Regions from separate parts of the Mus musculus genome. Here regions 1 and 3 are each linked to region 2. The links are chromatin loops, found by intact Hi-C in ENCODE. Cell type or tissue: gastrocnemius. All regions are shown on one strand.

Region 1 (8,000 bases), 420 kb before region 2:
CTGTCTCGAAAAACCAAAACCAAAACCAAACAAAAATTCTCCCAGAGTCCATGGACCCCACAATAGGTCGCTGCCCAACTCTGCCAACAAAAGGAAGGCTCTGCCTTTCTCCTGACTCCACTCACAACAACTGAAGTCCTTTCTCTGTTTCTCTGTCTGCTTTTATTTGCGTACACTAGTTATACATACTAATGGCTTTCGTTATGACATTTTCAAACATGTACACAACACATTCTGGTCACATTCACCCCTCACACCTCTCGCTTGTCCCCCCAGCTCCTGCTGGATTCTTCTCATTTCTACCCGCTTCTTCTTTTGTGATTGTTAATACACATGCTCACTGTAGAGAATGCGGATGGGTTCTGTAGAGGCCCCTGTCACCTGCAAGTCTAAGTGTCCTCTTTCTGAACGTTTGTTTATGAAGTTCCCTTCATGTAAGTCTCTGCACCTCGTTCAAACCAGCGAACACTACACTGACATGGAAAGTCAGGCCACAGACCGTACATTCAGAGCAGCAACTGGGGGGGTCCTGCTTCAGCTCAATTGTGCCTTGCAAGCTGTTCAGGAGGAGGTCAAAAGTGCAATTCAGAGCTCTGAGCCCAAAAAAGGCAGAGGGGCCCCTGAAGGAGTGTGATCGGGCTGCCCCAGACGTCTCTCCGTGAGCCACACCATCTCCAGAAATAACATGTGTGGGTTAAAGCAATAAACAGCACTCAGATCTGGAATTCCAGACAGCCACAAACATATCAGCCTAAATGTAAAGTGGCGTTGCTCACAGTACATCTATAATTACATCTTATTTTATTAGTCGGAAAGGGTAATTGCATCCAGAAAACTCCCAATGAGAATGTGTGCTGCAGAGATAGTGTGTGTTGCTCTGAGAAAGCGAGGCTGTGAGGGAGTCTCGGTGATGCTGAGCAATGTCCTAGCAAACCGCAGGTGATGTGACCTCTGGAGTGGCGAAGAACAGGACTGGAGCAGGTGCCAGAACTCAGGTTGGCAGAATCTCTGGAGAACACTCATTAATCTCCCCATCCTCTTCCCCTGAGCGCTTTAAGGAAGAGTGTGGCTTTGGGGGACTCAAGGAGTCAGTTACATGCTTAGAACCCAATGCTAAGACAGCTTGAGAAGTCAACCCTGGAACTCACCGCTGCAAAGGAACAATCTTACCAGTTGGAGACAGGCTTCCTGCTGACTTTAACAAATTATCAAAAAACCACACCAGTTTCTACCTAAGCTACAGAATAGAAACTTAATGAGTATTTAAACACTTTCTTCTAGTAGCTAACAGACCATGGAAATCAAACTCCGTATCAGTGAACATTATATATATATATATATATATATATATATATATTTGTTTTAGGCTTCAACTGAAATGTCGTTACCATGGTAGCAAACCGCACTGAAGGCAGGGAGAATGCTTTGATCAGGATACTCAGAAAATGCTTATCGCCAGCAATGGAACCACCCAGAAAGGCCCAGAGGGGTTGAAAAGTGCCACAGAGCAATGCACCCACCCTGCTCTTCGCCTCTCTGTCTTGTTGCTTCTGTGGACCCACAAATGACTTCCTAAAGGATTTTGGGGACACACACATTTCATTCTTATCTTACTATTTCTTCAGGCTATCTCTCTTGCTCCATGTCTCTGGGGCAAGGACCTTTCCTTTATTTGAAATAAGGAGTCTTTCTGAGTCCTTCCACCACTGTGTAATTGGAGCTGTAAAACAGTTGGGGACGGTCTCTTTAAAAATGCCAGTAAACACTGAAGGACATTATTAACCCCAACTCGTATAAACATCTAGTGAGAAAAGGACATATTTTTCCCAGTCCCATATAATTTTCATTATGTAATAATGGATAAAGTTAATATTTGGGAACCAAACAGACAGACAAACAGACTTTTGTAAACCTTTTGGTTGCTTCTGTTACCTTAACTTTAAAAGCTAGTTCTTGGTTCACATACACAGTCATCCAACCATTTCCTTATTATTTATAAAATGCCCATGGTGGACCAACTGATGTAGTAGTGTGCTCTGTCACTGGTGAAGATGGAGCTATTAATCGGATATGAGATGCTGTGTGTGGCAGGGACAAGAACAGGATGTCATTCAAAGACAGCATGAAATACTACCACTTAACAAGACCCCTGGGAGTGTTCAGAGCAGATAAGGGAACCCCAGCTGACATTTGAAAGATGGGGAAGGTTCCAGAAGTCTGATAGGGCTGAGACAAATTAAAAAAACAAGGTTCATTAGATTTGGCAATCAGGGGACACTTTTATCATCAGTTAAGCAGTTTCAGTGGGGTACTGGACATCGAAGCTGGACTGCAGCTGGCTGGTACACGACCGGAGAGTGAGCACAGATGAAAGGGTAGAGACAGGCTGGCTGCTGGCTGCAAAATCTTGGGGTTAAAGGAGGTCTTTGGGTTTTAATTTAAACACATTTTTATAAGCTTTGAAACTCTGCCCAATGTTCCAACAGTAAAGAAAAGGATGATAAGTCAAGGCGGGGGGGGGGGGGCGGGGGGAAGTGGACAGGCATTGAGAGCCAAGGGTTCAAATGAGCATGCCAGTCATTCACAGAGGGTGAGCATTGCCCAGGCAAGCAGGCTTGGGTGAGCCTGGCCTGCGGAGCTATATCTTGTTTCATGGCCCATTTGGGATCAGGGAGTCACTTTTCTTCCAGCCTGGGAAGCCTTCAGTCAGGATGTAAGGCAGGCATCACATGCTGTGGTGTCAGTAAGGGTGACAGACAGGGACTCCCAAAGTCTGCCAAGTCCATGTTCTCTGTGGACAGCTGCTGTTTAGCTCCAGACATGTTCATCGTGGGAAAATGCACATCCAATGTTTCTGGGTCAAACAAAACAAAATAAAGCCAAACAAACAAAACAGCAAATAAACGCAAGCCACCCAGAATCTGGATTTTCTATGTGAAATTTCCCAATTTTGAACTGTTGGAAAATATTAAAGACAACATTCTAGGAGGAAGAGGGAGAAGTTCTTGAGCTCCCACGCCTATCTAACGAAGGAGCTGTTGACAGTTAAAGGCCTCCAGCGCAGGGAGCACGAGTTTCCTTTAAGGTGAAGTTGACCACACTCTAGTGGATAGCCCTAAGCCTAGGAGTATATGGGTTGAAGGATTTAAAAAGAAATTAGAAAGAGGAGTGGGGTGGTGAAGGTGGATCTGGGAGGAGTTAGGGGGAAAAGCAGAAGATGAATGTGGTCAACATACAGGATATGCCATTCTTAGCAAGCTAATAAATATAGTATGCAATAGATAAATGAACACGAAATCCAAGACCAAAAGTATCCTTCATTGTAATAAGAACTTTGATAACTATTGCAGGAAATGCAAGCTTTCATTTTTTTACTTCCTACTCTCCTGCAGATAGTCAAGAAATAGTGAAATTATTGCATTGATTCTTTGGACTTAAACAAACACAAACAAACAAACAAACAAACAAACAAGAAAGCAGTTATGTAAGCATTCACCAAAATATGTTGGCTGATCTTGTTATCTTCTTAGACACCAAATTACCATGTGTGATTTAGAATATTTCTTTCAAGGGCTAGGTTTTTTTTTTCCCATCCTTGAATCCTGACCCCTTTTGTACAACCACAGGAAAAAAAATGTTAACATGGAAAATAAGATGAAGAGCTGGAGAAAGAAGCACCGTAACACATTTAGTCTTCCTAAATCGTGTTAAGGGCTGCGACCTGCCAGGACTTTAATTTTATAAGCTGATTCTCTTAGGTCCACATGAAATGCTGCAAGTTCCCTTGCTCACTTTAAAGTTTTCTGAAATGTAGCATTGCTCTTGGAACCAGAAAGGACTTAGTCACATTGCTTATTAATAAGAATAGAGTAAAAAACAGTAACTTAAAAAATGGATCCTTGTACCATAGGATGGGCCTGAAACATAATTACACATACAAACAGGGAAGATGGATACATGTGACAATGCAAAGAGAGCGGGTTTTTTTTTTTTTTTTTTTTTTTTGACACAGTTTCCCTGTGTAGCTCTGGCTGTCCTGGAACTCACTCTGTAGACCAGGCTGGCCTCGAACTCAGAAATTCACCTGCCTCTACCTCCTGAGTGCTGGGATTAAGGGCGTGCACCATCACGCCCGGCACGAAAGAGAGCACTTTTATAGTTTACTCTCTGCTTGTCTATGACTACCAGTCATTTGTTTGTGGCAGGATGAGAAAGGGTGTACATACATGAAAACCAGAGAAGATACATGTATGAACCTTGCAGTCAGAAAGTCTCACTTTAAAGATCAGATGAATTATGCTCCCGACACACTCAGCTGGACACAGCGTGTGGAGGGGTTTGTTTTCTCGGCCAGCACTCTGACTGCTAGGCTGTGTCACGGACTTTCTGATTTAGTAGGCTTGGGGAGTAAATTCCTAGGTCGAATGGATCCTACCTGTGTGAGAACACCCTCTGAAAAATCAAGTGTTTTAGAATGCTTCCAGGCTTTGCCATGCTTCCATTCAGACAACGCTATACACACATTTATTTACGTTGACCATAGTTTTTTATTACAAAAAGTTGATTTATGCTGTGGATCACTGGACTGAAGATCTGGCAGTACATGTATGAAAACAGGAGATCTGTTGCCAAGGCAGGAGAGAAGGTCCAAGTTGTCTGTTCTCCGTTGGCTGCTGATGTCTCATCCGTGCTGGGCTGGGAATGGGTTCCCCCTAGTGACGTCAGCATCTTATTTATTGAGCTATGGACTCACAGCTACACATGGGTTGCTAGTACTGGAAACGCCTTTCTGGCTTTCCTGTTGGTGCTTTGCTACGTTCTACCGGGAGGCGGCAGTAAAAGGAGCCTGCAGGAATGGATAAGGTAAAGACTTCCTTCCTGTCTATTTCCGGTCTCCTTGTGCCTAAGAACGCAGTCCCAGAAGAGGAAGTCATTATTCATGCTGGAGATGTATGTCTTCCTGTCAGAATCAGCATCTTGTTATATTTTTCCCACTTTTCAGGCCTATATTGTCGTTCCAGGCTCAGATGCTTTCTCTAAACAAAACCACAGCGTCTGCCTCCCTCCTAGCACTGGTGAGAGCCACACTGTCTAGGCAGCACATTGCTTTTTGGATCTGGATCTTTACTCTGTGGTGTCTCCATTCCAGGCTTCCAGGAACTAATTCTAACAATTCCAGCTACTTCTCTGTATTCCTGCAACCTGAGGCGTGGCGACTGTCTCCTCTTGTAACTGCTTCCTGGGCTCTCCTTTGAGGTTTCAGTATCTATTTAGAGAATTTCTGTATTAATTTCTCTCTTTTAAAAGAGCAACCAGTTTGTTCACTTTTCTGACGTGTCGGTCTGTCTGTTATGCTGGGCTGTACTTCTTGCCACAACCTTTAAATTCTAGAATATGGATAATAGGTGCTTTGAAAGTCACAGAAATGGGCAGGAGAACTGGCTGCTCTTCCAGAAGTCCTGAGTTAAATTCCCAGCAACCGCATGGTGGCTCACAACCATCTATAATGAGTTCTGATGCCCTCTTCTGGTGTGTGGGTATACATGCAGAAGAGTACTCATACATAAAATAAATAAATAAAAAACCACTAAGGAAACATGTAAGCCTCCCTCCCCCACCACTATAGCTGTAATTACATAGAATACTTGGGTAGAAACCCTTGCCTTATTTTTAAAAAGGCACATTCCTGGGTCCCACTTCTAAACTTACTGCATTTTAAATAAGCTTTCTAGATGAAACAGCTCTTCTTCCATCTCTATGTGCATTTGAAGATCAAACTCACATCATCAGGTGAACACCTTTATCCACTGGGCCCTCTCACTGTTCGTCTGTCTGTCTGTCTGTCTATCTGTCATCTATCTATCTATCTATCTATCTATCTATCTATCTATCTATCTATCTTTCCATCCGTCCATCCATCCATCCATCCATCCATCCATCCATCCATCCATCTATCACTGATGTATGCACGTATGCGTCTATCTATCGTGCGTGTAATGTGTGTAGTGTAAGGTGTGTATGTAGATGCACGGCTCACAGGTACAGGTCAGAGGGGAACTTTGTGGAACTGGTTCTCTCCTTCCACCTTCACCTGGGTTCTAGGGATTGAACTTGGTTAGTTAGGCTTGCTGCAAGCACTTTTACCTGCTGAGCCATCAAGCAGCCACACCGACTTGGTCAGACCATGGTGATGTGGGCACGCATCACATTACAGCTGCTCCTCTCTTTGTGATGGAGTTCTATCCCAGCCAACCCCTTGTGAGCTGGAAAGCATTTATTCAAAAGACCCGATTTACTAATTATCATAGTCTAGCAACCTGGCGCACAGAGATTAACCAAGCGGTTCCTTGTGATCATGTGACTGTGGCTTCTGGCATTGGCTCCTGTCCAGGATGTGTGACAGTACTCTACTGTACTATAATTCAGATCCTAAATGTCTCACCAAGACGCATGCATTAAAGGCTTGGTCCCTGGGTAGCACCGATGGCAACTGATAGAACCCTTTGGAGTTGGGGTCTGATGGGAGACCCTTAGGTCACTGGAGAAATGACTTTGAAGTGGGGGAGTGGGATTATACCTTCTTTTTTTTTGCTTGTATCCTGGTTCAGGTAAGCCTTTTGCTCTCCCACTTGTTTCTCCCATATTAGGCTCTCTCACTACAGGCCCAAAGTAATGGGGCCAAGCAAGTATGTGCTGCACCTTCAAAGCTGAGAGACAAAATAGCCCCTTTCTTCTTACACATCAGTTATCAGTTATCCCAGTGTTGCCTTGCAGCATCAGGAAGCTGTAGGTGATGCTGGCTTAGGAAATGTTCAGAAGCTTTTACTTCTCCTGTCTCTAACCAACACACGTCCTCTTGAAGGAGGAAAGATCCAAACCGTCACAAATTGGAGATCATCTGCAGAATTTATGCACTGGGAAAGATATTTTTAGATGTGGTCAACATTTCTATTAGTAGACTCTGAGTAAGCAGATTTTCCATGATGTGGACGGCTGTACCGATCCAGTCAGATCTATCAGATTAGGCCGACTGGAGCAAGACCCGAGGCTTGCGGGAGAGAAGAACCTTGACCTCGTGAGCAAAGTGTGGATATCCGCCCTAATTTCCAGTCTCCTGGAACCACCCTGCAGAGTCAACTCTGTTCAGTTTCTAGTCTGGCGACTTTCCATATGGCGTTTCTCTGGAGAATTCTATTAGTATAGTGATTGTGGAACTCTGAGCCTGCATTTTCACTAGCACCCGTGTGATTATTATGGGCTAGCCCACAAAGCTTTCAGGTGAGCGAGAGCAGAGAGCAAAGGACACCTTAAAATGGTTATGGGATACTTTGGACAGTTAGTTCATTTGTGTTTAATTCAGTCCCCATTGCCCGTGTGCCTGCTATGAGTCTGGGATCCTTTCATGCAGTTGGGAGTGCTGTAGCCTCTGAGTAAATCCGAGCAGCTCTCTCTAGAGTACTACATTTTCACACAAAGGCTTTGTACGATGTAGCTTCCTCAGCAACGGGAAAAGCCAGCATGTGCATATTCTAGAGCCCTAGCACTCCCTTCCCCACTTACAGGAGCATTCAACTATGACAGAAACCAATACACCATTGTAGACTGACTCGACATATTCTTTTTTTCTATTTATTTATTTATTTATTTATTTATTTATTTATTTATTAGGTATTTTCCTCGTTTACATTTTCAATGCTATCCCAAAAGTCCCCCATACCCACCCCCCAATCCCCTACCCACCCACTCCCCCTTTTTGGCCCTGGGGTTCCCCTGTACTGGGGCATATAAAGTTTGCAAGTCCAATGGGCCTCTCTTTGCAGTGATGGCCGACTAGGCCATCTTTTGATACATATGCAGCTAAAGACAAGAGCTCTGGGGTACTGGTTAGTTCATAATGTTGTTCCACCTATAGGGTTGCAGTTCCCTTTAGCTCCTTGGGTAGTTTCTCTAGCTCCTCCATAGGGGGCCGTGTGACCCATCCAATAGCTGACTGTGATCAT
Region 2 (8,000 bases):
ACTTTTTTTTTTTTTTTTTTTTTTTTTTTTTTTTGCCCAGTGACTTCTTATCTTCAAAGACTTGTCACAAAGGGACACTGGAAGGAGGCTGAAAGTCCAAAGCGGTAAGGGCTAGGAATATGGCTCAGCAGATAAGAGCATATGCTGTTCTTGCTATAGACCTGGTTCAGTTCATAGCCACTCACAACCATCTATATCTTCAGTTCAACCAAATGCCCTCTTCTGGCCTTCATGGGCATTGTGCACAGATCACAAATATATATACAACAGGCAAAATATCCATAACAAAATAAAATAAATAAATAATAAGTATTTTTAAAGAGGGGCAGATTGGACTTTTTTCTAATTACATATTGTATAGCAATGCTATTCTGTCCATTTAACATTGCAGATTCTGCAGAATTCTGTCCCTTTAATTCCAGATTCTACACTGTCCCTCCTCTTATTGTCAGTCCTCTGAGTTTCAAAACTTCTCATTTTGAATCTAAGTGGTAGATGCTTCCAGCCTCAGCTCTCTCTCTCTCTCTCTCTCTCCCCTCACCCCAACCTTCATACTTGTGTCCTTGCTCATGCAGCTGTCCAGCAAAATTATTGCAGCATCTAATATTGTTGGCAGAACATAACTGGCAAGAACATTTGTCACAAGGAGAAGGTCCTGCATAGTGTGGGATCTGGCCTCTTTGTCCTGGAATAGAGTGCCAGTGTCTTGTCACAGGAGAGAGAGAATACCAGTAAATCATCACTTGTGTGATAAAACAGATAACCAACCACTTGGGTTGGACTGTGAAGAAGTGATCATTAAAAGTCTCAAAGTGGTTAGGGAACCAAATGTCAGTATAATTTACAGAAAGCAAATGACAAGTTGAAGTTTTAAACTTGGCAGCTTGATTCACAGAAGATTGCCAATCTACTATGATAGCCCTCAAGATCAATGTTCTTGAAGACTTGACCTGCATTGAACGGCAGATACACAACAGAGACAAAGGAATGAAAAAGTCCACTGACACCCACAGCCAGAGCCTGCAGTGTGGTGGGCACCAAGATGGAAATGTAGGTTATAGGGAGATAAGAATCCATATTGACACACACCTTGGAAATATATATAAAACCAATTTAAACTACAAGAGAAAGACCTATGACTCGCAGCAGAATATAACATTGGATTGTGAAGACTTATTAACACTTTCTGTCTACTAGGAATAATACATATTATTCTATTTTCCAATGCCCACACCCTCAGACATTTCTAAAGCCAAAAGAGGACGTGCTTCACTTATTGTTGGGGAGGAGGTAAATAAATAAGTAAATTCATATATTTCAAACAACCTGAAGCCATTTATGACTCGTGAGCCTTGCTTTCTCCATTGAGTGCTTACATTGTATGTCTGGCTACCACAAGAATCTGGGCTAAAAGAAAGCAAAATATACTAAATCCGGGTCTATAGTGTAGAAGGGAGATAGTCAACAAATACAACAAAGTCCGAGTTTAGACCAAAGTTTTAACAAAGACAATCTCAGTGTGAGATAATGACTGGTCCTTACACATTTCCCCCTTTCTCTAAGTGCATTTATAGTTGGAATCCATATAGAGAAAAATCGACATAGTGTGGGTCAACCAAACACCAACAAAAGGTCAACAGGACATTAGTAAGATGTTAGCAGAAGTAGACTAACCCTATACAAAGCATGTTACGTTGTTTCCTCTAGCAACGGCCTCAGATTGAGAAGTTCAAGATCTTACATTCCCAATGGCCTAAATTGAAAGTTTCTGGAATCAGGAAGAGAACAAATAAGACTGGGTGGCGCCAGGATCCTATAGCTTTCTAATGCACCGCTGGGCTGGACTGAACCTAAAACCAGCAAGGGCTGTTGGTAAAGATTCAGAAAGCAGACTGATGAGCAACTACAGCAGAGTTCCTGTGAGCAATCGGTGGATATCTGCAGCAGTAGATGGCCAGAGGAAATACATCTTCATAAAGAAAGTGACATTATGCTTGCCCAGCAGGAGCGATACCATGATCAAGAAGTTGACAATAAAAACTTAATAGTCAGCCCTATTGTCTGCTATTGAGAGAAGATATTTAAAACTGCCATATATTTGAATATTTTAGTATCTAGGGATGGGGATGAAGCTCATGATAGACCACTTGCCTAAGATGTGCCAACCCCTGGTTTCATGCCCAGATAGTGATAACAATGATAATAAAGATAATTTAGCCTCTTGATTTAATGGGCGTGTGTACGACTTCTCTTGAAAAGTGTACACAATGGCTCTTATGAGGAGAACACGGAGTACTCCAGAGTCGGAGAGGCGAGGAATTCCTACTTAATGTCTGCCTTTTGTTCTAAAACTTTTCTCCTACATTTTACATATCTGATGTTAGATGCATATCATGAGAAGTGGTGTCCGAATTAGAGTCAGGGAAGTACTGTGCTTTCCCCTGACTCCAAGACTGGGTTTGAAGGGCACAGCTGTACCTCACACACAGAGAAATTCCTGTCAGGGTACTGCAGTACCTTGCACAAAGAGAAAGTCCTGTCTGGAGACCATATGTAGTTTCTTCAGGATGGCACTGGGTACAGAGGACATTTGCACAGAATAGAAACTCCCATCTTACTGACCAATGCACTGTTTTGCTAAGGTGTCACATTTCACCACTACTGAGCAAGTGCCATAACCCCAAAGCCATCTGCCCTGCGAGGTGCCTCTTCCTCCGGGGAGCCAGAGGCAGCCACAGTCAGCTCTATGCACTAACAATGGAGCTCTTGTTATGGAACCAAATACTGGGAAAATTTTAATACCTCAGTTAAAATCTAGTAGTTGTTTTTTTTTTCTCCTTTTAATACAAGAAAAAAATCCTGCTAGATTTAGAGTGAGTCACACAATATAAACATTCAAATCCCTTTGGACTTCGAATGCCAAACAGCACTGAGTGGTTACGTTTCAAAAATCTGCATTCTAGAATGCCAGAACACATATGCTCAGCTCTCTGGTATTAAGTAACACTATAGTATTTCTTTAATACATACTATAAAGTAAACCATTCATAAATTCCAACCCGATGCCAGTTATGTTAAAATCCCAAGTACGTCATTTAATTCTCATGCATAATCCTGTTCCATTCTTTTAACCCACTAAGTGCAAAAAGAAGAAAAAGAAAAGGAAAGGGGAAAAACACAAAAAGAAAAAAGATCCAGAAGAAATATATTCAAATACACACACACACACACACACACACACACTCATATGTATTTACAAAAACACCTGCTTAATCGCTTAACAGATCTGGCTTCATTAAAAACACAGTAAATACAGTACTTGTATGAAATTCTCCAAAAATATTTTTAAAATTTTTATCAATTTGATAAAAAAAGAAAACAAAAATCTTTCAGTAATCCAAACCATCTCCAAGACATGTAAGATGAGATGAAGTTTGGGGGGGATGTTAAGTTGTACTTTAAACATCCACAAGTGTAAAGCTGCAAAAGTAATAACTGTACATCTGAATTTTCAGTTGTATTTTTGATGTCTATAATGATAAGGTTTCAACTCAAAAGAAAGTAACTACACAGCAAAGAAAGAAAAAAGAAAAAGAGAGGGGGGCGAGGGAGGGAGGGAGGGAGGGAGGAAGGAAGGAAGGAAGGAAAAAGAAAGAAAGAAGGAAAGAAAGAAAGAAAGAAAGAAAGAAAGAAAGAAAGAACGAGAGAGAGAGAAAGAAAGAAAGAAAGAAAGGAAGGAAGGAAGGAAGGAAGGAAGGAAGGAAGGAAGGAAGGAAGGAAGGAAGGAAGGAAGAAAGAAAAAGTAGACAGATTTGCATATGGCAGTCTTGTTAATACTTTCAGAGAGGGGGGTAGAAATTTTTTTTCATCTTTTCAAATATAAAAGAAAAAGAAATGCCTGTATATAGTAGAATCCTGTACAGGCAATAAAATTAACGAAGTGTGGCCAAGGGGGAAAAAAAGATTGCAGGCTGCTAAGCTGCTCATCAGCAGTGTCTTCAGCCTACGCGATCCTTCGGAGGCTCCTGCTGATGGTTACAGCAGCAACCATGGACGAGAACATTGCTGAACTAGGACCACTGTGAAACGGGCAGCTTGAGTGTGTTCCCCATTGTTCCTGTCACCCAAAAGCAAACAGGGATGGAAAAGCGCTAACTTCTAAGCAGGGACCGAGAGCAGCTGTGAGCATGCTCTGTTCTGTCCATGTCCGAGGAAAAGTCTTTGATCACACTGCCCCTCTCTGGTCAAAGAGGGAAAATTACGTTAGCCCTTGAAAAGCGTCCCTAAACATGTTAGACAAATTCACATCAAAGGCTCATCGATGCACAGTGGTGTTTCCCAAGAGATCAGAGCAGCTGAGCAATTTAGAACTTAGTTTGAAAGCTAAAGAAATCTATCGTTTACTCTTCTGATCAACATTTATGGGAGAAACACCACTGAGAGCCCTCTCGGGGTTGTGGAAACGTAAGTGCAAATTTTACAAATGTAAGTTTTAAAGACTGGTTAATTAGATGGTTTGCAATAATTCTGATGGGAAAACTCAGAAAGTGCTGTTAATAGCAAAACCTGAAACACCGAGCTGTCAATTTTATCACGATTTAGTTTAAAATAAAAACGGAATGTCATTAAATCTACTGTGCCTTAGACATCCAAAGAGCCTCAGCGCTGTTCAAGAGCAAGTCGGAGACACTCATGAATTCCCTGCCACCGTAACTGCCCATTTTAGATTTTTGTGTCTCTATTCTGTGTTCATTGTAAAACTAAAAATGGTAGTTGACATTGCTATTGACTGTGCCAGATATTCATACAGTCTTTCTTTCCACACAGTCATGCCTTCATACTTCTAACAGGACGACATATTAAGCACCACAATTGTCTCCATTTTACAGACAAGAAGAACAGAGAGGTTGGTTAGTAACTTCTTCCAAGTTGCACAGCTTTAGGGAGAGATAATTCTGAGATTCAAACTTGGGCTGTGTGACGTGAGCTCATGAGCCCTTGGAGCGAGCCTGTCCTGCACTGAGGAGATGAAGAAGCACTGAGGAGATGAAGAAGCACTGGGGAGATGAAGAAGCACTGAGGAGATGAAGAAGCACTGAGGAGATGAAGAAGCACTGGGGAGATGAAGAAGCACTGGGGAGATGAAGAAGCACTGGGGAGATGAAGAAGCACTGGGGAGATGAAGAAGCACTGGGGAGGTGAAGAAGCACTGAGGAGATGAAGAAGCACTGAAGAGATGAAGAAGCACTGAGGAGATGAAGAAGCACTGAGGAGATGAAGAAGCACTACACTTCTCACGCTCAGTGCATCCAGTGTGCTGAGATAAATGTGGCCACGTGGGTACCTCTGCTTGCTGCATCCTCGTGAAAATCAATAAGTTATGTGTTTATTAGGCAGGTGCCACTCCAGATAATAATAAGGATCAACACAAACAGATGCTAGACAAAAACAAGCACCAGCTACAGCTTTTCGTTTCATGTATGCTTTGAAAATACTTGATATTTGAGGTAAGTGGTAACTCTGTTTCCCCATAGCTATTATTTTTCTTAATTTGTTTACTGTTAGTGTTTATGGGTAAGTACATGCACAGTACACATGCGGTATAGCACATGTGTGGAAGTCTAAAAAGAACACTCCAGAATCATTTATCTTCTATCATGGGTTCCAGAAAGCCAACCCAGGTTACTCGGCTCCCTGGCAGCCATTTTCCTACTGTGTTATCTATGTCTCTCATAGGCTACTCTCTCCCATGAGTACTATTTTATATTAACTATATAACTCTTACATGCTTTTTTTTTAATAGCATCTACTACCTATTTTTCAGATTACCTGAATCCGTGTCTTCAGCTTCAACCCTTGTAACAAACACCCCTGGACTTTGGTTTTCTTTAACTGAAGTTTCATACAGAAGTTGCTTAAATGCTGGTGTCTCATCATTTACATCAAGGACAGTGATTGTCAGAGTCTGGGATGAAGAGCGTGCTGGCATGCCACCATCATGGGCCACGAGGGTCAGGATATGCTGAGTTTTCACTTCATAATCCAAAGGGCAGGCTATCCTCAGCAAGCCTGCTTTGAAAGAGAAGACACAGTGAGCTATGGATGTCATCTTAAGACTGCTTGCTTACTCTACCACAGCTTACATCGCTTTACTCAATTGAAAACTCAGTTCTCTTTGAAAGTGAGTGAATCATAAAAAAAGAGAAAGACATTTATTGAGCCAACTTCATATTCATATATTATCTACAACAGAAAGTTAATGTTCTTAGTCAGAAAGTCAAATTGAGTTGTAAAGACAAATGACAAATTTAAAAGTCTAGCCTATACCTGAGAGGCCTACAGCAAAGTCGTTAGTCTACAGAACATTTCCCTCACCTTCAAAAGCATCTATGATACTAATAACATATAGTCTATGATGCATGACACACTTAGAAGCAAACAAGTTATTAAAATGTGTATATGACTCCATTGTTCAGACATTTGATTTCTGTTAAGGAGTTGGCATCTCTTATACTGACTCTTGGTTACTTGCCACTTGCTTTATTAACAATAAAGGGCAAATAAAATGTTTTGCAACACAGACAATAAACTTCACAAAAAGCCACTTTTCTATCCTACTGTTGAACCACACAACTCCGTGTGTGTACAGTGTTTTACACAGACAGCCATCATAAAATAATAACTGTTGTGTATTTCTTTTAGGATGATTGACTCCCTAATATTTTCTTCAAATAATTAAATATTGAGAAGGACCTTGAAAATAGTTGTTTAATAATTACTCATCATTATATACATTGAGGCTGTAGGAAAACTCACTATGCCATTTATTTTTATTAGAAACATGAGTCTTGTAAGAGGAAAAAACTCCCATCTCATATGGATACATTCTTCAATTATCATTTTGTCTTTGAAAAATACCTCAAGAGAAATAGCCATTGTAATAGCTCAAGATTCATGAGGCCAGCATTACTAAGACACAATTCAAGTTTATTCTTCCTTTTTAAGAGGCTGAAACAGACCTTCCTTGGGCATCTTGGAAAGCATTTAAAGTAGCATTAAATCAGCTCTGAGGAGAGCTTGCAAAGACCATGAGCCTGTGTCTGGAGAATCTCTTGTCAGCTGGGCACTTAGGTGGTGTTCATGTGAGCCTCAGAAGGGAACCATATGTCAGGATCTGAGAAATGTTCTGATAAAATTTCCCAACAGAGTAGAGCCAACTATGCTCACAGCTTCCAAATCTGACACATTGATTCTCATTCCAAATAATGTTCTTCACAGCTGGCCAAATAGTTTACATCTGAGATCCTCCTGCCTTAAGTTCATGTTGAAATCACTATTTTACAGACAATTATATCGTAATCCATAAGTTTCTTAAACATCCTGAAAAATTACATAAAGAGAAGTTCATTTCCAAATTCACGGGGTTGAGATTTTTGTATACCCTTTTATCACATCACATTTTAAAACAAGCATAGTGGGTGGCATCTGACAACACAGTGACAGCAAGACCTCTGAACTGGCAGTGAGTGACATTTGTACAGAGTGAGTGACCCTAGTAAATGCTGATGTAAAAATTAAAATGCTACAACTGATGTAAAAAACAATGTTACTGATGAGCAAAATAATTCAGCCATTAAAACCTGTATGTAATTTTCAGTTACTGATCGATGTTGGCTTACACAATCCAAGGGCACATTTGCACACTAGAACCCTTGCATAATGATCTTGATTTGGCATATGGCCACTTTGCTGTATTTCTAGCAGCATTCACTACTTCAAAGACTCACAGTGGTTGTTCCTGAACCCTTGGACCATGAGATATGAGCTACCTACAAAGCAGTTATCAACAAACTGTTCAATAGAATGTCTGTGCTTTCTCTCTCTCTCTCTGTCTCTCTCTCTCTCTCTCTGTCTCTCTCTCTCTCTCTCTCTCTGTGTGTGTGTGTGTGTGTGTGTGTGTGTTTGTGTGTGTGTGTGTGTTTGCATGTGTGTGTTTGGTG
Region 3 (8,000 bases), 410 kb before region 2:
AAGAGTTTACTTCAAGAGGATATCTTTCTTTCTCCTCAGTGGTTCGATGGCTCTCTTGTTATTTGGTGGTACAAATTTTCTGTTTCCTATAAAACTTAACCTTCTGCCTACGTGTTGGACCTAACTCCATCTTTGCTTTTATGCATTGCTTAGACAGTTCTCTCCCAATTGATCCCTTATCAGATCTTCCCTTGTTCAGTTCCCTCTGCCTAGAGACATTTTCATGCTGCACCTAAAGGGAGAAGCTACTTTGAAACCACCAGCTTTGTAGAACACAGCAAGCTTGCATGATCTGAACCCTAAACTCCTCTTTATTTCCTTTCTGACCTATAGATTTTAGGAGGCTAGAACTACATTTCCCAGAGTACCCCTGTATTCATGAACTTGAATATAATTTAATTATGTCATTAAGAGTTACCTTAATTTGGAATAAAACATTGTGAAACCAGATGGACACGACAGGATAGCCGTGGAGGCCCATGCTCTCTTTGTAGTCTGGTTATGGCTTCCAATATAATTTCCAGACCTCCTGGTTTTATAGCACCTTGGTCATGGTAAGGCCAAAAGCCTCCTTGGTGGCCTGATTCTGTTATGGCTTTGGGAGTCATTCCTGGAAGCCGAGCTTTTAAGTCTGTCTTTTTCAGACTTCCCATTTATTTGGCAAGGCATTTTATAACTTGTCATAAATAGGCTCTTTCTCCTTAAACTGGCTAGAAAGGTTCTGTTTAGAAGGTTCTGTTCCACAGGCTGGCATCACCTGAACATGGATGGTGACATCGCATGGGCCGACTCATGGGTGACTTGGAGGGGCAATGGCTAAAGAGCAGGATGTTGATCGCTGTGCACAACACAGCTGCTCACTGGGCTTGCAGAAACAGATGGCCTGACTCATAGGCAAGGTCTAATGATTTGGGCAGACTTTCAGAGATTTAGAAGGAATGTCCTTGGTTCTCAGTGACAAGGAATCTGAGGCATAGATGCAGAGATCAGCCTCACTGAATGGGAAGAGCATGAGTGTATTCCATGTGTAGTAATCTGAGAGTGGCATCAGTGAGGATGGCCTGACTACTCACAGGGAGAAGGGATCAATCCTATACAATTCTATCAGCATCCCCACTAGCATTTGCCCTTATCAAATGGCTTTATGCACCAGGCGACCCCAAAAGCAGAGCAAGAAGTCATGTGTAGGCTTGGCGACATTAGCTTCCGTGCACCAAAGGGAATGGGGATATGGCAGAGCTGACTTTCTAACCTGCCAGCAGTGAAGACCAATACTCAGTCTTTAATATTTCACCACTTCTCAGGGGAGCCAGCCGGTGACTGTCAGCACATTGATGACATTGGACTGTGCCAGCTGTGGAAGTGGCAACACTTACTTTGGACTCAGCTTCCATGTTTCTGCCAAAATCACCGTCTCTGAGCTCTTGTAATGCCTTGTTCCGTTCAGTATTTCTTCTGATCAACAGACTCATTTCATAGCCAGTGAAGAGTGGCGGGAGGTTCCTGCTCACACAGTCCACTGGTCCTCAGAGTTTCCCTGATACCCTGAAGCAGCTGGCCAGAGAGAGTGGTGGAATGGTCTTTTGAGATGTAGTTGGAGGACCAGCTGGGTGAGAACACCCGGCATGGCTGAAGCAATGTCCTTAGAATCATGATGCTGCTGTAAGTCAGCAAGTAATATCTATAGTGTTTTGTCTCCTAGCTCAGATCCCAGCATCCGAGAGACAAAGGAATGGAAATGGGAATGCTCCATTCATTCTAATCCTGAAATCTGTATCCTACTCCAGTGACTTGGAATTCTGAAAGCTGGAAGACTTAGTCCCAGGGCCCAGGAATGGTTCTGTGCAGCTGGTCTTCACAGCGGGTCTTGGGATACGTGAGTTTCTCAGGCCCCAGACTGAATAAGGAATAGTGGCCATGGGGCAGAGGCAGGAAACACTAAGCCGGTTAAGGTGAGTGAGTCTGACTTATTGAGGCTTGCTGCTGAACAACAGGGGCTGTAAAGAATACCTGTGAGCTGAAGTTCATGCTGGAGGTCACGGAAATGTGGGATTAGTATCAGAAGGAAGATATAAATCTCAGCTATGACCACATGACTCATTGCAGCAAAAAGAATTATCAGTAAAAAGAATTATATCATTATTAGTATTTCTTCCTTACCTGAATATTTTTTCCTTCTTCTAGTTCCCTGCAACTGATCACAATAGGTAAGCTATAGGAGACCAAAAGAGGGACTGTAACTTAATTAGACCATCCCAATGTAGATAAAGCAGCTTTGTATGTTTTAGAGGAGGACTGACCTCATGCCTCTATTTGAACAATTGAGGGTAGTTAGAAGCGTGACTTGGTCACTGTTTTTCTTTCAAATATAGGACATTTTAAAAGGGACATCACCCAGGGAGGATTGTGGAGTGTTGTTACAGACTGCCTAAAATTTCCTTGTTCGTGGCTGGGGGTTAGGATGATGGTAGGGTTGGTGACAAGGCAAATGTGTGTGGGGTTTGGAAGGTGGAATGGTGTAGTATGTGATAGCCACAGCTCCTGCTGCCTTGCCTGAGAGCTGCTCTGTTGTTATGTCCCCTTGACAAGACAGACTCCACTTCTCCCCATCTCCCATTGAGTCTCCCCATTTGGATTCTTTGAATCTCAGGTCAGCTTCCTAGTCAAAGATGTCACTGTTTTCTTTGTATTCAGCTGAAGTCAGAATGGTGAGAGCAATACGCAGCTGGCGAGCAGTCCTCATGGGTGCCCTGCTGCACACCCATCTAATCTTTGTCTGTGGGTGTTCAGACTTCCAACAACTTCAGATGTTCACCAGAAACACAGACAGTGTCCTGGCTGGTTTTGTGTGTCAACTTGACACAAGCTGAAGTCCTCAGAGAGGAAGGAGCCTCAGTTAAGAAAAGGCCTCCATGAGATCCAGCTATAAGGCATTTTTTCAATTAGTGATCAATGAGGAAGGGCCCATGGTGGATGGTGCCATCCCTTGATGGGAGGTCCTGGATTCTACAAGAGAGCAAGCTGAGCAAGCCAGGAGAAGCAAGCCAGTGAGCAGCATCCCTCCATAGCCTCTCCATCAACTCCTGCCTCCAGGCTTCCAGATTGCCATCTAGGAACCCTGCTTGGGTTCCTGGTCTGACTCTAATCTGGAAGTGTAGGCCAAATAAACCCCTTTCTTCCCCAGCTTGCTTTGGTCATGGTGCTTCATTACAGCTACATCTCAGCTTCATTACTGAGAGCGAAGGCACAGTCTTCTGCTAAATTCTTTAACGTTTCTACAATTGCACAAGGTCAGTGCCTATACTAATCCATTTATGGCACATTGCTTTTCTGTTAAAACCCTGTGCAACATAAATTAATTCTTTTAAAAAAGCCAAATTCTGACTAGTGTAACTTACAGCCTTCTATTTAATAAACAAACTTCAGGGAATTAATTAACTAGTAATTAACTAGTTTAAGATATTGTTCTGGGCCTCCTCACCAAACATTTGTTCCCTAAACTCGTATCACTTATTCACAAGTACAGCTGGCCAGTGTTTGCTAGCTATTGCATGTGGGCAGCGGCAGAGAGTATGTGGGAAAACCAGACAGCAAACCCAGACCAGAATAATTTTTTACATATGGAAGTATCGATACATATTTGCTGAATAAATAAATGACTGGACATTTTGGTGCATTTTTTTTTTTACTTTTTTTTCTCTTTTTTTTTTATTAGGTATTTTCCTCGTTTACATTTTCAATGCTATCCCAAAAGTCCCCCAAACCCACCCCCCCAATCCCCTACCCACCCACTCCCCCTTTTTGGCCCTGGCGTTCCCCTGTACCGGGGCATATAAAGTTTGCAAGTCCAAAGGGCCTCTCTTTCCAGTGATGGCCGACTAGGCCATCTTTTGATACATATGCAGCTAGAGACAAGAGCTCCGAGGTACTGGTTAGTTCATATTGTTGTTCCACCTATAGGGTTGCAGTTCCCTTTAGCTCCTTGGGTACTTTCTCTAGCTCCTCCATTGGGGGCCGTGTGACCTATCCAATAGCTGACTGTGAGCATCCACTTCTGTGTTTGCTAGGCCCTGGCATAGTCTCAAAAGAGACAGCTATATCTGGGTCCTTTCAGCAAAATCTTGCTAGTGTATGCAATGGTGTCAGCGTTTGGAAGCTGATTATGGGATGGATCCCTGCATATGGCAATCACTAGATGGTCCATTCTTTCATCACAGCTCCAAATTTTGTCTCTGTAACTCCTTCCATGGGTGTTTTGTTCCCATTTCTAAGAAGGGGCAAAGTGTCCACACTTTGGTCTTCGTTCTTCTTGAGTTTCATGAGTTTAGCAAATTGTATCTTATATCTTGGGTATCCTAAGTTTCTGGGCTAATATCCACTTATCAGTGAGTACATCATTTTGGTGCATTTTACAACTTCCTTTTTTGTGGCTTTTTGAGATTGTTTTTGTTGTTGTTGTTTTTTTTTCGAGACAGGGTTTCTCTGTGTAGCCCTGGCTGTCCTGGAACTCACTCTGTAGACCAGGCTGGCCTTGAACTCAGAAATTTGCCTGCCTCTGCCTCCCAAGTGCTGGGATTAAAGGCATGCGCCACCACGCCCAGCTGAGATTGTTGTTCTTATATTTATATTTCTTCTTCTAATTTTTCCTTCCCTCACTGGCCTTTCTCTTCTGAACTCCAGCCTCCCACAGTAACTGTTCTCTGCTTATTCCCCCTTTTCAGTTATACTTATTTTTAAATAAATATGGAAGACATACTTAAACTGTATCAGGAAATAGATCAGTTACTTGTGACCCAACAATGAACCAGTGAAGTTTCATGTCTACTCTTGTCATTTCTTCAAGTCCTCTCCCCTCCATGAAGATAGCTTTTAAAGTTTTTGCCTTTTAAAAGAAATTTCTGCTCAGACTCAACATGCCCATCACAGAGCTTGGAAACACCTTCAAATTGTTCTTCCCCTCAGAGTCTGATAACTTTCTGGTCCCAGTCTCTTGAATATCTTCCCTGTCCCTAAATCTCTTGGTCTACACAGGTCTATTTCTTTCACTGGCTTCTTATTTGAACGTGTACTCCCTCTCTGGTATTTCATTAGGAGCTGATGCTGTTTATTCCAAATCTGGAACATCCTTGTTCTTCCTCTAATTGGAATTTCTTGATCAGCTAATTTCTTGATCTCCACCTTGGAAGTGCCAACATTCACCCGGTAATAATAACTCACCGACTTTCCTTGTTTCTTACTTGCTTGTTTTGTGTTGCACATTAAGATGGTTGTTTGTTTCATTTCCCTGTAGAACAGTGGTTCTCAACCTTTCTAACGTTGTGACTCTTTAATACAGCTCCTCATGTTGTGGTGACTCCCCCCACGACCATAAAATTATTTTATTGCTTCTTTATAACTGTAATTTTTCTACTGTTACAGATTGATTGTAATGTAAATATCTGATATGCAGGATATCTGATGTGCCATCCTCCAAGGGGTCGAGATCCATATGTTGAGAACTGCTTCCGTAGACTGTCATCTCTTTTTCCTGTAGAGGATCATCTCATTCAGATGATTTATTCATTTTCATAGTTCAGACAGTGGCATGGAGCACAGAAAGTGATCACGGAAGCTAGCAAGGGAGTTTTTCATTAAAAATATACAGGACGGACAGCAAAGGACTTACTCGGAGAGGAGTCTGTCAGCTGGGACACAGAACCTGGGGCTGCCAGGCATACTTGTTCCAGGACCAGGCTGGTAAGGATTGGGGGGGAGGGGGCGGGTGACGGAGATTCATGCCGGGTGGGGATGGTGCTCTGCTGTCAGGACATGTGCACTTGATGCTAGGATTCGTTCTCACAGGATGCTGAGGAAAGTGTGTGGGGGAACCTGGTATTGATGTCTAGCTTTAGATAGAGCTGTACTCTCTGTCTCCAAGTCTCTTTGATGCCACAGTCTCTCAATTGTAAACAGAAAGAGGAGATGACTTAGAGGAGATTACAGTCGTTGGAAGGACTCATTGAACACCTGACTTTTCTCTCTTGTCTCTCCTTCTCTTGTGACTCAGTTGGCACGCTGTATTCCATGGCAGCCTATGAAAGGGAACTTGGAGCAGCTGTTCCCTGTGACTCTGAGTCAGTGGAGAGAAGCCTTGGGCATGTATACACGATCGGCCCTTTGATCTTCGGACTCTGTTATTCTGAAGGACTTTTTTTTTTTTTTCCAAAACAGAGGGAAAATGAAGCTTACTTTTTGTGAGCAGAGATAGTGGTGAAGTGAATTATTTATGATTTATTGTAAATTACCACTAGGAACAGCAGGGCAGGAAGGAAGGGGCAACATGGGCAACTGTTGACAGCGGTCTGGGGGAACTAAGAAAGTGTGTTCCAATGAGAGCTGGGTCTGACAATGGCTAAAACCACATCCTCCATGGAAAATCCTAACTTGGGAAAAGACAAGATTTCATCTCTCTGTCCAGACCTCAGGATTTCAGCGTTGGGAACCAGAATGATTTTGGTCAAGTGTTTAGTAGTAGAAGGTGGGTTATTTTTATGGTGCTTGTTTGTCTTGAGCAGACGTTTTAGTTTAGGGGTATTAGCTGTGGGTACTGTCTCTACAAAAGTACCTCTTCCTTACCTTACGTTCCTGAAATTTCAAACTTGGAACTTTACATTTCATTGTACTTTTAGCAAGGTACATGCCATTGTTGGTTAAAAACACAACACATGTTTGTCTAGTTGGTAACGTTTCTGATGATCTTGGTTTGAGGATTACTTTCATTCTGTGGGTAGACCATGGATGAGCTAGTGCATCTTCTCTTTAGTGATGGGACCACCTTACCTCATGGCCAGTTACGGCCGTTGGCCTGTGGAAGGATGGGGCTTCCTGACATTTAGAGCCTCCCATTTCCATTAGTAACCATGTGCCCCCACGATCCTGTTCAGCTCAGTCTCCACAAACATTGCGTAGCTAGCAAACAACAGTGTCTGATATTGAAGAATGTTGCACAGAACCCGAACTTGTGCTTTTTGGCAGATCTTGCCCTGACCAGGGAATTTTTTTTCCCCAACATAGGATATTGAACCAAAAAGGCCATCTAAATAGAACAAGGCCACAGAAAAGAACAGAAGAGAAGAGAAGAGAAGAGAAGAGAAGAGAAGAGAAGAGAAGAGAAGAGAAGAGAAAAGAGTGTTTATTATTTACTTTAGGTTCTTATAAATTCAGACCTGAGAGTTTCATATAAAATGCTTAAAAATAGCCTGTGTAATAAGTGTGTTTAAAGATGAAGAATGATGTAACAAACTCTTGTGAAAAAAGACAAGGAAGGAAGAGCCTTTGCTTGATTGTATGAGGCTCTTCTCAGCAGAGAAAGATGAAAGGCCGGCACAAGGGAACTCACTTCTCCTGCATTTCTTCTTTCTACTCCAGGTGGAAGCTGCTTCGAGGTCGGTGGGTGGGGCCTGTGGGCCTTAAGGAGAGTTCCAGCTGCTCTGTAAAGGGCTCTTTAGGCTTCCACTCTGTCCCCCTACATTTTCAGAACTATGTTTGCTTGCTTCTATATCCAAGAGAGCAAAACAGCATTCTGCCAACTAGTAGACTTGGGGAAAACATAAAGTATAATTTTATTAAATCTCAATCTCTGCAGCCTGTGTTCACATGCACACGGGCATGTGCACACACACACACACATACCATACACAGGCATGCACATGTACTTTGGTGTACTGTAGAGGCCTGAGGACCTTGGCCATCAGTCCTTATCTCCCACCTAGTTTGAAACAGGTCCTTTGTACCCCAGCCTAGCTGCCCACAGCATTTTAGTCTTCTGTCTCTTTCAGACCTTCCTGTCTCTGCTCCCCTCTTGTAACGGGAACAGTGTATTACAGATGGCACCGCAACCCACTTCATGTCACTTCTGAGGTCTTCATGCTTGCATGCCAGACAAATATTTTGCTAGTGGAGCCACCTCCCCAGCCCACAGTAGAGTGTGTGGGGATGCTGGAGAACAATCATCCCCCTTT

Evidence for each region. A loop is a pair of places that touch in the nucleus more often than their neighbours do. Peaks named below come from ENCODE experiments on the same cell type or tissue, not always from the same donor. Only the 100,000 strongest peaks of a DNase experiment are listed, where the experiment ranks them.
Region 1: a loop joins it to region 2, with 4 times the contacts of the local background. A loop is called at or near these places in 11 of 42 quality-filtered maps.
Region 3: it touches region 2 in a loop (4-fold over the local background); 11 of 42 quality-filtered maps call a loop at or near these places.

What each region holds. Positions count from the first base shown.
Region 1 is chr3:83,703,847-83,711,846 of GRCm38, reverse strand. No RefSeq gene overlaps it. Among named protein-coding and RNA genes, the nearest start is that of Gm24584, 5.6 kb to the right of the region's middle. In gastrocnemius, a CTCF peak has its summit at 4,829; a DNase peak (open chromatin) is centred at 4,746; H3K27ac peaks cover 2,015 bases.
Region 2 is chr3:83,283,273-83,291,272 of GRCm38, reverse strand. It overlaps Dchs2 (dachsous cadherin related 2), which reads right to left. Exons shown (of 20, transcript NM_001357165.2): 10 at 5,830-6,069. Among named protein-coding and RNA genes, the nearest start is that of Gm10710, 160 kb to the right of the region's middle. In gastrocnemius, a CTCF peak has its summit at 4,249; a DNase peak (open chromatin) is centred at 4,195; H3K4me3 peaks cover 485 bases; H3K27ac peaks cover 177 bases.
Region 3 is chr3:83,692,781-83,700,780 of GRCm38, reverse strand. No RefSeq gene overlaps it. Among named protein-coding and RNA genes, the nearest start is that of Gm24584, 5.5 kb to the left of the region's middle. In gastrocnemius, no CTCF peak of the experiment used is centred here; no DNase peak of the experiment used is centred here.